Linked DNA regions of Homo sapiens: region 1 is linked to region 2. Evidence: read pairs that join two places in POLR2A ChIA-PET (ENCODE). Cell type or tissue: GM12878. All regions are shown on one strand. Each heading gives the region's core, and the rest is flanking DNA. Links, peaks and the distances in the headings are about the cores only.

What was found. Peaks named below come from ENCODE experiments on the same cell type or tissue, not always from the same donor. Only the 100,000 strongest peaks of a DNase experiment are listed, where the experiment ranks them.
Region 1: POLR2A ChIA-PET joins it to region 2 with 5 read pairs; 1 of 35 experiments calls an interaction of 5 or more read pairs at or near these places.

The regions. Positions count from the first base shown.
Region 1 is chr5:131,786,814-131,792,416 of GRCh38, reverse strand. All of the region lies in intron 1 of FNIP1 (folliculin interacting protein 1), which reads left to right. Among named protein-coding and RNA genes, the nearest start is that of FNIP1, 7.4 kb to the left of the region's middle. In GM12878, for the core only: no CTCF peak of the experiment used is centred there; no DNase peak of the experiment used is centred there; H3K4me3 peaks cover 330 bases.
Region 2 is chr5:131,522,092-131,527,694 of GRCh38, reverse strand. The region is part of intron 6 of RAPGEF6 (Rap guanine nucleotide exchange factor 6); the gene reads left to right. Among named protein-coding and RNA genes, the nearest start is that of RAPGEF6, 110 kb to the left of the region's middle. In GM12878, for the core only: no CTCF peak of the experiment used is centred there; no DNase peak of the experiment used is centred there; H3K27ac peaks cover 278 bases.

The DNA.
Region 1 (5,603 bases), core at 326-5,325, 260 kb before region 2:
GGCCGAGGCAGGTGGATCACCTGAGGTCAGGAGTTCCAGACCAGCCTGGCCAATGTGGTGAAACCCCATCTCTACTAAAAATGCAAGAATCAGCTGGGTGTGGTGGCGGGCGCCTGTAATCCCAGCTACTCAGGAGGCTGAGGCAGGAGAATCGCTTGAACCCGGGAGGCGGAGGTTGCAGTGAGCTGAGATCGCGCCATTGCACTCCACCCTGGGCAACAAGAGTGAAACTCCGTCTCAAAAAAAAAAAAAAAAAGTGCCAGTTATCATCATGAACAGCAGACAAAATGAGACAAAATGATGTATAGAATTTAATATCTTCATAACAGGTTTATTTTAAGGATTCAGAGATAAGTCATGTAAAGAACTTAATGTGGTGCTTAGCACATGGCTTTCAGGAACCAGAAGTAGTTGTTACTGTTATATCAGTTTTGTGTAAAAACCACTTAGTTTGGGCCCAGACTCATTAAAGGATGGCTTTTGCCCATTCTACATAGTATGGCTTTTGCTAATTTGCTAGCCTTGACTTTTTTTTTTTCTTTCCATAATGACATTTTTTAAAAAAGCCACTATAGTATTATTGTTAATAGAATTAACAGAAATTCCTTAATAAAAGCCATTCTTAGTCCATATTCCAATTTGGTGTCATCTCAATATGTCTTTTTATGGTAGTTTTGTTTGAATCAGTCTTAAGAGTCTGTATATTGCATTTGCAGTTAGGCAGCTTAAGTAAATTTTATTCTATAACAGCCCTCCCCCACTTAAATGTGAAATTCCCCACATTCTGTGTTTGGCTTTTCCAGTCTTATGGTTTCCCAGCAATATGTGGTTTAAAAAGCCCCTCCAGGCAATTCTGATGCTCAGGTTTGCTGTAAGTTTGCTATAACCTATTTCTCTGTTTCTTGTCTTTCCTGAAAACTTGAAGTTCGATTTAGATATTTTATCATATTTACATTCCCTTTTTTTCAATAAAATTATTTTGTAGATGTTGTGTACTTCCTATTCATCAAAGTTACCTACCTGGTTGCCCCACTTGTAGTGATTTCAGGTGGTATCAGCCTTATTCTTCTATTACATAATTTGCCCTTTAACTAATGATTTTAGCATTCTTTGTTGATCATTGCCTGAATTCATTATTTTGTTAGAGTTTGCAAAATGGTGATATCCTGATTCTCTAATTTTTTATGCATTTATTTGCTGGAATAACTTTTATCAACTATTTGGTTACTCCTTGCTACAGAAAAGGGAGCATAAAAGGTGATTTCCCTTTGTCATTTTCCAAAGTAATTGGTAATGAGCTGTTCACTGCAGGTTTTTTGTTTTAATTATCATCTTAAAAGATTATCATGAGCTATTGGATTTTAGTGTGTTTTAATCCACTCCTGTCAAATTGTCTCATATTTGGCCAATGGAAGCCTTTTTAGGTTGACTTCTGTTTCTTTTTGACATGACCTCATTAATCTTTGATAACTTCTTGCTTTCTTCTGGCCTATGTCTTAATCTACACTCCTCCTTCTAAGAGTTTATCACCTTTGATTTATTTTAGATTCTGGGATGTGCCAAGCTGTACTGCTCCCTGTTCTTGATATAGTCCCTTATACCTTTTTGTTTGGCTTTTTGTAGTGATCATCTGGGCTTATTCTAATTACTACTTCCTCCAGGAAGCCTTTTCTGATTTCTTCCAGACTAGAGTAGGTCTGACTGTAACTTTGTTTCATAGCTTATTGCATGTCCTTCTGTGACATCTGTCATAGTTGTCATTGTCCACGTCTCTCTTCTTTGCTTACTTGAGCCTTTTCTTCAGTGTTAAGCATCAAGATTTATTTTATAGTCAGAACTCTGTAAATTCACGTAAGGGGTTGTGTATGGGGAATAGATGCCTAGGTTTTTGGCTGGAGCAACTAAGTAGGTGCCTTTTTTTTTTTTTTTTTTTTTTTTGAGACAGGTTCTTGCTCTATCGCCCAGGCGGGAGAGCGGTGGTGCGATCTTGGGTCACTGCAACCTCCGCCTCCTGGGCTTAAGCCATCTCCCCACCTCAGCCTCCCGAATAGCTGGGACTGCAAGGTGTGGGCCATCATGGCTGGCTAATTTTTTATTTTTTGTAGACACGGGGTTTCGCCACGTTGCCCAGGCCAGTATAGAGGCTGATCTTAAACACGCTATCAAAAATAGCCACCTTCTCCCCATTTTCTGTCAGAACACACACTTTATATCCATTATAGCTCTTTTAATAATTTATTATAATTTGTCTCCCCCAAGTTCACATTGTTGTGCCAGTGGACAGCACAGTGCCTGAGCATATGCTGAGGAAATATTTGTAGAATGAATAAATGAAATAACAATTTTAAGGGCAGAGGGAGAGGGTCAAAAGTTCTGTTTTGGATATTTGGTCTGGTTTTAATTGCCATTGAGATGCCCACGTAGAGATGACAGTTTAATAAAGTCAGTCTGGAGTTCACAGTAGAGATTGGGATTGCAGATATGAGTTTGTGTGTATGGTTAGTATTAAAACTACAGAATGGAAGAGATCATCTAGGAAAAGGGTGTAGATAGAGAAGTGGAAAGGACGGAGGGCTTCGCCCTGAGGATGTGTTAAAATACACAGATCTGAGAGAGGAAGATATACCAAGAAGATAGATAGGGAAAAGCCAGGGATGTGTGGTGTTAGGGAAGCCAAGAAAAGAAAGTGTTTAAAAAATGATAGAGTGAGTGATAAATTGTTTGTATACTGGTTGCTGACAGGTCTCGTGAAATGAGAAACAGAAAAGTGTCCATTATATTAGTCAAGATGGAGGAAATTGGTGACCTTGATGGTTTTTTGGTAGGGAGGATAAATGTTTGGGGGGAAAAGTGAGATAGATGTGGAGTAAATGTGAGGAAATGGCCCCACTACTTAACTTTCTATTATTTCTATAGGATAAATATTCTGTAGTGCCGAGTTATTTTTTCACTTGCAGTGTTCTGATTTTATGTCACATTTTGAGCTTCTGAAGTTCTTAAAAGCTAGCTTCATAATATTACCAACAATTATAAGAATCATGTTTCAGAAGTTTTGTTTTTTAAATGGGATTTTTAAAAATTTGTCATACCCACAAGAATTTTTATTTTACTTAATTTATTTTAAATATATGTATTTTTAATTGATTGGATTATACACGTCCCAGCCTCTTGTAACCACTATTCTACTCTACTTCTATGAGATCAACTTTTTTAGTTTCTAAATGTGAGTGAGGACATGTGGTATTTGTCTTTCTGTGCCTAATTTCACTTAGCATCATGTCCTCCAGGCTCATCCATATTGCCGCAGATAATAGAATTTCATTCTTTTTAATGGCTGAATAATATTCCATTGTGTATATATACGACATTTTCTTTATCCATTCATCTGTTGATGGACACTTAGGTTGATTGCATATCTTGGCTAGTGTAAATACTGTTGCCGTAAATATGAGTGTGCAGATATTTCTTTGACATACTAATTTTCTTTCTTTTGGATATATATTCAGTAGACAGATTGCTGGATCATATGGTAGTTTAATTTCACAGTAAGAAGTGCAAATATTATAATTTTGGTTGTTAATTTTATCTGCTTTTTCATCCCTAAGTAGTGGAATTAGATTTGTTTTTTACACTGGGTTTATTGAAAAAAAGAGAAAAATACAGCTTTAAAGTGTAGTTTATGAAACTTGGATATCACTTCTTTTTTTTTTTTTTTTTTTTTTGAGACAGAGTCTGTCACCTAGGCTGGAGTGCAGTGGCACAATCCCGGCTCACTGCAACCTCTGCCTCCCGGGTTCAAGCAATTCTTATGCCTCAGCCTCCCGAGTAGCTGGGATTACAGGCACGTGCCACCACGCCCAAAAATTTTTGTATTTGTGTTTATTTATTTATTTTAATTTTTGTATTTTTAGTAGAGATGGGAGTTTCACCATGTTGGCCAGGCTGATCTCAAACGCCTGACCTCAGGTGATCTGCCCTTCTTGGCCTCCCACAGTGCTGGGATTACAGGCGTGAGCTACTGCACCTGGCCTTGGATCTCACTTCTTACTAATATAATAATTATCTTAAATCCTATTGATTTTAAACTTGCTTAAAATAACTTCCCATGTAAAACATAAGATAACCTCTTTCATTTTAAAGGAGTCCTAATCTACTCTCTCTTGATTTTGTTTCTGTTTCTGGGACCACCATTCTCTTAGTCTACCAAGTTGAAAATCAGAGATCATTGTTTATTCCTCCTAGTCTTTGATTGCCATATTTGCTCATTTGTTAAGTCCTGTTGATTCAGATTCTTAGTAGCTTCAGTTCTTTTTCATTTTCCACTGTCATCACCTTATACAAACCGTTGATGCCTTTCTTGAAACTTTTCCATTACTTTCCCACTTCTTGTGTGTTCTGTGTTCCCCTCCACACCATACTACTACTTTTTTCAGCAGGAAGACAGGGTCTCACTGTGTCACCCAGGCTTGAGTTGGAGTTCAGTGGCGCAATCCTAGCTCACTGCAGCCTCAAACTTCACTTCGAGCAGTGGTCCCACGTTGGCCTCTCAAAGTGTTGGGATTACAGGTGTGAGCTGCTGCACCTGGCCCCACACTGTTCTTCTAAATTGATTTTCCTAGATCATAATTCTAATCAAAACACTCAGAAGTCTTGACTCCTCATTAAGCAATGAGGATTGATCTGTGCTGCACACTGTTTTATGTGCTTTACACCTATTAACTCATTTAATTCTCACAATAGCTTTATAAAGAGGTCTGATTATCCCTGTTTCATTGATGAGGAAACAGGCACAGAGAAATTAAGTATCTTACCCCATGTCACGTGGCTATTAAGTGATGAAATTAAGATTTGAACTTAGATGTTTAAGTTCTAGAGCCTTTGTTCTTAACCAAGTTCAAAGTCCTCAGTTTGGCTTATCAGCCTTTTATCAAGTTGTAGCTGGTGTGATGGACTTGATGAGTTCAGATCCATGCCCCAGTACTGCGGGGTGTCTGTGTGTATGCTTGCATCTCTTAATTCTGAAATCAGACCACTTGGTTTTCAAACTCGAGTTCTCACACTTAATTGCTGAGTCCTCAGGCTTCATTCTCTTTTGTCATTAGGTAATGCTAGAAGCAGTGCCTCTTGATCTGTTATCTCATACCACTCTGCCTAGGAGACAAGACTCTGTACTCCAAGATTTTCAGCAAAAGTCCTAAACTCGGTGCTGTTTATATCACCCTTGAACTTATTCATGGTCATCATGACCTGATTGGCTTAGGCATAGACTACCTATTTTGGTTACTGTGGCAAGGGGAATGGAGTTGCTCTGATTGTGGTAGTACATCTGGAGCTAGTAGTGAGGTCAGTCTCCCACAAAATGCTGGCTGAAGAGGGGGAAGTAGATACTGAAGAGATAGTCCCAGTATTTATTATACCTACCTTCTGATAGTTGTTTTGAGGATTAAATGGCATAGTAGGTACTCAGATGTTAGAATTTCTTCCCACATCCCCTGCTTTAGTTCAGTATGTGCTGTTATAACAGAATACCAGAGACTGAGTAATGTATAAAGAAAAGAAATTTATAAGGCTCATAGTTCTGGAGGCTAAAAAGTCTGAGAGCA
Region 2 (5,603 bases), core at 76-5,075:
TTTGTAAGGCCTCCATTGTCTTGTGCTTCAACTAGTGTCTCCTATCTCTTGTGTGTATCATTTTCTTCTATTTCACCTTCTGTGCTTCCAGAGTGATCTTAACAGTAGGTACCCTAAGAGGAATATTGAGTCATAAGGTATATACATTTTAAATGTAGCCTTACATTTGCTCCCCAAAGTGGCTACTCCTCAAATTGTTGTCCAAAATGTTTATACCAGTTCATACTCCCATTAGCAGTTTATGAGAATATTGTTTTCCTCCATAATTTTTCCTGCATTTTGTATTATCATACTTGTTTTTTGCCAATTTGATGGGGAAAAGGTATTTGTTTTAGTTTTTATTTCCCTGATTACTTGCAAGGTTAACATTCTCTTCCAGCTGTTTTTTTTTGTTGTTGTTGTTGTTTTGTTTTTTTCCTGCTGTTGTGACCTAAGTGGCCTTATGTTGAGATGGCAGAGCCAAAAATACCTAAACAGTTTGGATATCTGAGTCTCTGTATACTAAGGCAGTTGCCCCAAAAGTTGCCTGTACACTTCACTAGGGTAAGCCTTAGTGATCTGAGGGCCCCCTATTGTTGTAACAAAATCTAGTCTAACTGAGAAATATAGTAGCTCTTATATCACTGCCCTTCCCAGAAACCTATAGTAGCTCTATATTGTCTATAGGAACCAAATTCAAAATGCCTAGCTTGGCATTGCTGATTATATTCTACCTCTAGCCTTTTCTCAATACCTCTCTTTCCCCACCCCCCTCTATATATACAAAGTATTCAGCAGACTTTGTAACTTCATAATGTCTGTATTCAAGTTGTTAGCTAAAAAACTTTCTTGCTGCTTCAAATAAAACTAACAGTAGGCCTTGTGGACATGTGATCTCCAGCAGAGCACAGAAGTTCAGATATAGGAAATGGATGAAGGATGCTGTGGAAAATGGGAAGTTTTGTCAGACCTGGTGGGCTGGAAGGACAATGGGGTAAATGAATTGAGTTTGCTGATGAAAGATCAGCTGTTGAGTCCAGGTAGATCAGGAAGAGAAAGAGAAAGGGCAGGTAAGCTGAGAGATAGTGGAGAAGATTTAGGGAACCAAGAACTTCTCTTGGAGGAAAAGCCTTTCCTTTTTGCTTCATTTGATACAAAGAAAAGATAAACTACTGGGTGTTGTGAACTCCCAACCAAGTATCAGGAAACAACTTAGTAGGAAAGAGTAACGGATTTAGTCAGGCTGCCTGGGTTTCAGATCCCAGGACCCCAGTTTCCTAGCCATGTGACCCTGGGAAACCTTTATAACATCTCTAAGATTAGGTTTCCTACTCTATAAACTGGGTATAATCATAGTATTACCTCATCTTGTTGTTTGAATGTTAGGTTAGATAATTATGTGAAAGGCATGTAGAAGTGTATGTTTGGTACAAATGGTGGGCACTCAAATGTTCATTGCAGTCAGCATCATTATTCCCATTGTGTAAGGAGGTTGAGGGAATTCCTGTATGAAGTTTTCTTCATGAAGTAGAAAACAGATGCTATTTGCTTATAAATCTGTCTCCACTGTCCAGTATTAGACTGAGCTCCTTGAAGGCAGGGCCCATATGTTTTCATTTTTATGTCATCAGCAGAGTTCCTGGCACAAAGTAGAATATAACAGAAAAATGCTAGAGTCAGACCTGGGTTTGATTCCCAACTCTACTGCTTACTTGAGTGTATGATCTGGGATAAGTTGCTTAATCGTACTTCCTCTGTTTCCTCATCAGTAAAATAGAGATAATAATAACACTTCCTTTTTAGGGTTTAGTGAGGGTGAAGATTGCTCAGTACATTGTCAGTACTATGAAGCCACTTGGGAGACTTCTGGCTTTGGTTCATTGTGTTACTTTTATGAATGACATTCTTCTCCTTGGTCTTCTTACCTCTGTAGGAATTTGCAATATATACTATCTCCTACCCCTGACACCCCAACCAAACACCACACATTTTGAAACTATTTTCAGTGTTTGCCTTTCCAACTACTTCATTCCCAGATGAGGTTTTTTTTTTTCATATCTAAATGATAGAAACTAAGTGGGAGGAAGGTCTTTGAACTGTATCATACCCTCATCAATATTCTGTATTGTAAGCAATTATGACTTTGTTAAATTTTTTGCTGCCTTTTCTGATATACATAGTAGAGCTATAAATGGCCTCTAAGCATGACTTTAACTTATCCCACAGGTTTTCATATATAGCATCTTAATTTTCTGTTTTAATATTTTCTAATTTCCAATGTGACTTCATGGATTTATGGGCTATTTCAATAGAGGATTGTTTACAATTTTCTAACATGATAGTTTTCTATTTATCTTTTTGTTATGTATTTCTACCTTATTTGCGTGTTATTGCTGAATATTCCCTGGTTTCAGTCTTTTGTAATTTGTTGAGACTTGCCTTAATTGTAAATTTTTACAAATGTTTTTATTTGTGCCCTAAAAGAAAATGCATTCTGGAGTTTTTGGTTCCATTATTCTATGTCTATACTCTTTAGGTCGTTTGTTAATTATGTTCGTATCTTTTATATCTTTACTTGTTCTGTTTTCGTGTATTTTGCTTATTCAGACTGCTACTGAAATCTGTATTAAAAATTTATGGCATAATTGTAGATGACATTTTTGCCTTATAAATTTTTTTAATTTTAATTTATTTGTAATTCACAAATAATAATTGCATGTATTTATGGGGTACAGTGTGATGTTTTGATACATGTTCACATTGTGAAACAAATCAAGGTAATTAATATATCCATCACCTTGGCCAGGCAAGGTGGCTTACGCCTGTAATCCCAGCACTTTGGGAGGCTGAGGCAGGCAGATTACATGAGGTCAAGAGCTGGAGACCAGCCTGGCCAATGTGGTGAAACCCCTTCTGTACTAAAAATACAGAAATTAGCTGGGCATGGTGGTATACATCTGTAATCCCAGCTATTCAGGAGGCTGAGGCAAAAGGAACACTCAAACCCAGGAGGCAGAGGTTGCAGTGAGCCGAGATTGCGCCGCTGCACTCCAGCGTAGGTGACAGAGCAAGTCTCTCTCTCTCTCTCTCTCTCTCTCTCTCTCTCAATCTCTCTCTCCCCCCTCCCTCTCCCTCTCTCTCCTCCTCTCCCTCTCCCTCTCCCATCTATAAGCTATATCAGCTTTCTTTTGGTTGTGTTTGCATGGTCTATATTTTTCCATTCTTTGATTATTTAATATTTTCCCCTCTGTTAGCTTTATAGTTATACACTTTTTTACTATGCTTTTCTTAAATCAGAAATTACAAAACACATTCTTCACCTATCAAGTCTGCTACTACAGCTTCATGGACAGTGCAAGGAACTGAGAGCACTCTAATAGCTTCATTTACCCTTCTCCAGACTTACATTCTGTAGTTGTATTTTAATTACTGTATTTTAAACTTCATGGGATATTAATGTTACTATTTTATATAGTAAGCATTCATGTAGATTTACCCACACATTTCCCATTTTCCTTGGTTTTTCTTCTTTCTTGTTCCTGAAAGCTTCCATCTGGAGTCATTTTTCTTCTCCCAGTGGATTTTATTCATTGTAGGACTGCTAAGGAATTATTTCCTTCAGTTTTCTTTATTTGAAAATTATTTTTTCCCTTTTTTGAGGACTGTTTTTGCTAGGTATAGAATTTTAGCTCTTGGAGATATCACTCAATTGTCTTCTGGCTTCCAGAATTTATGTTGAGAAGCCAGCTGTCAGTTTAATTGCTTCTGCCAAAGTAATCTAATCACTCTGGTTTTTTTTCCTGGCTACTTTAAAACTTTTCTCTTGATACTCCACCTCACCCCCTGCCACATGTACCCTGGTGTGCATAGGTATGGGGGGATTGTTTGTTTTGGGGTGGGTTTTTTGTTTGTTTGTTTGTTTTTTTATCTTGCTGGGAGTTTTTAAACCTCCTTGATCTGTGACTTTAGATCTTTTGTCACTTTTGGAAAATGCTTAGCTATCATCTTGCTTCTGTGTACTTGCTCTTCTCAGGCTCTGGTTTTTCAGATGTCACATTCTCTCACTGAATCTCCTGTGGCTCTTACCCCTTCTCTCCCACCTTCACCTTTTTTCCTCTCCATGCTTCATTCTGGATATTTTTCAGACTAGTCTTTACTTTTCAAATTCTCTTCTTAGCTCTGTCAAATCTTTAATTAAGCCCACTTGTTGGCTTTTTAATTTCCATAATTGTATATTTTAGTTCTAGATTTTTCATTTAATTATTTTTCTTTCTTTGCTGATATTGTTAGTCTTGTATTTTTCTCTATATATATGATAGATCACTAACTGGACCAATTCTGACCAGTGAGCTATATGACCTGTGAGCTAAGAATGATTTTTACATTTTTAAGGAGTTGTTAAAAAGATGTAAAAAAAAAAAAAAAAAAAAAAAAAAGCATACAACAGAAACTGTATGTGGCCTGTGAAACCTAAAATATATATTCTTTGGCTCTTAACGAAGATGTTTGCCAACCCCTGGTATATATTAAAGACAGTTATTTTAGAGACTGTGTCTGGTAACCCTATTATTTGAAACTTCTTTGTTAGTTTCTGGAGTTTATTCCATACTTTTTATCAGTGCCATCCTGTCTCGTCATATGTGCCTGGTTTTATTGGGCTGAGCAATGGATGTTGTATATGTGAAAAAAAATTTTTTTAATTGAGACCTAGGATGACTTTCTTCCTATAGTGAGGATTTGTGTTTGCTTCCAACAGTTGATTGGAAATGCTAGTAATCCTGTATAACCTTATTTTAGCATCAGGCATTGAGGTCATTCTAAAATTAGCATCAGTTTACTTTTGGGTGACATTTACTCTAGAGTCTAATTTACTCTCCAGGGTCCCAGTGCAAAGATGGCCCTTCCATCCTAGGCCTTGGAATTTAACTTTTGTCCCTTTAGCCAGTGGCTGTCACAGGTACTTCTTGGCCTTTTAGCCTTTTCTTTAGGAATCAGAAAATATTCTTAGGAGAAAAAGTAACGTCAGAGGCCAGATACTGTGTGTGTGTGTATGTATGTATGTACTTCAGGTTTTCTGTTTGTCTTAGTACTAGGATTCGTCTGAATTATCTAACATACCATTATCAGCAGGGGAAGTTCGTGATGTACTTTATGTGTAATTTTTATAATTACATTAACTCCTCTTGAGATAACATAATTCAGACTCAGTCATTCCCTCAGAATACATTTAATATACACTATGTGTGTGTTTCTTTAATGTTTTTCATTAGTAAAGCAATGAGGAACCCTATTTTAAAAATTAAATTGATTTTGATAGCCCTGAATAGCAAGTTGCAGAGAAATCATTTGGAAAATAAATTAGCATACTTCTTATGCAAAACTTTTACTACTCTGGAATGCAGTGGTTTGTTTATTGTCTTAATTTCTGTAGCTTGTATTTTGTGAGATGTCTCTTTTACGGCATGAAATATATTGTACAGCCTGCATACCTGGTAAGAATGCGACCATATTAAAGATGAGGTGGTGGAGTCATTTACTTTTTGTGTTTCTTGTATACCTGTGCCTAGTACAGACATTCATTAAATCATGTTGATTACTAAGAAATCTCTCAGGGGCCAACTAGA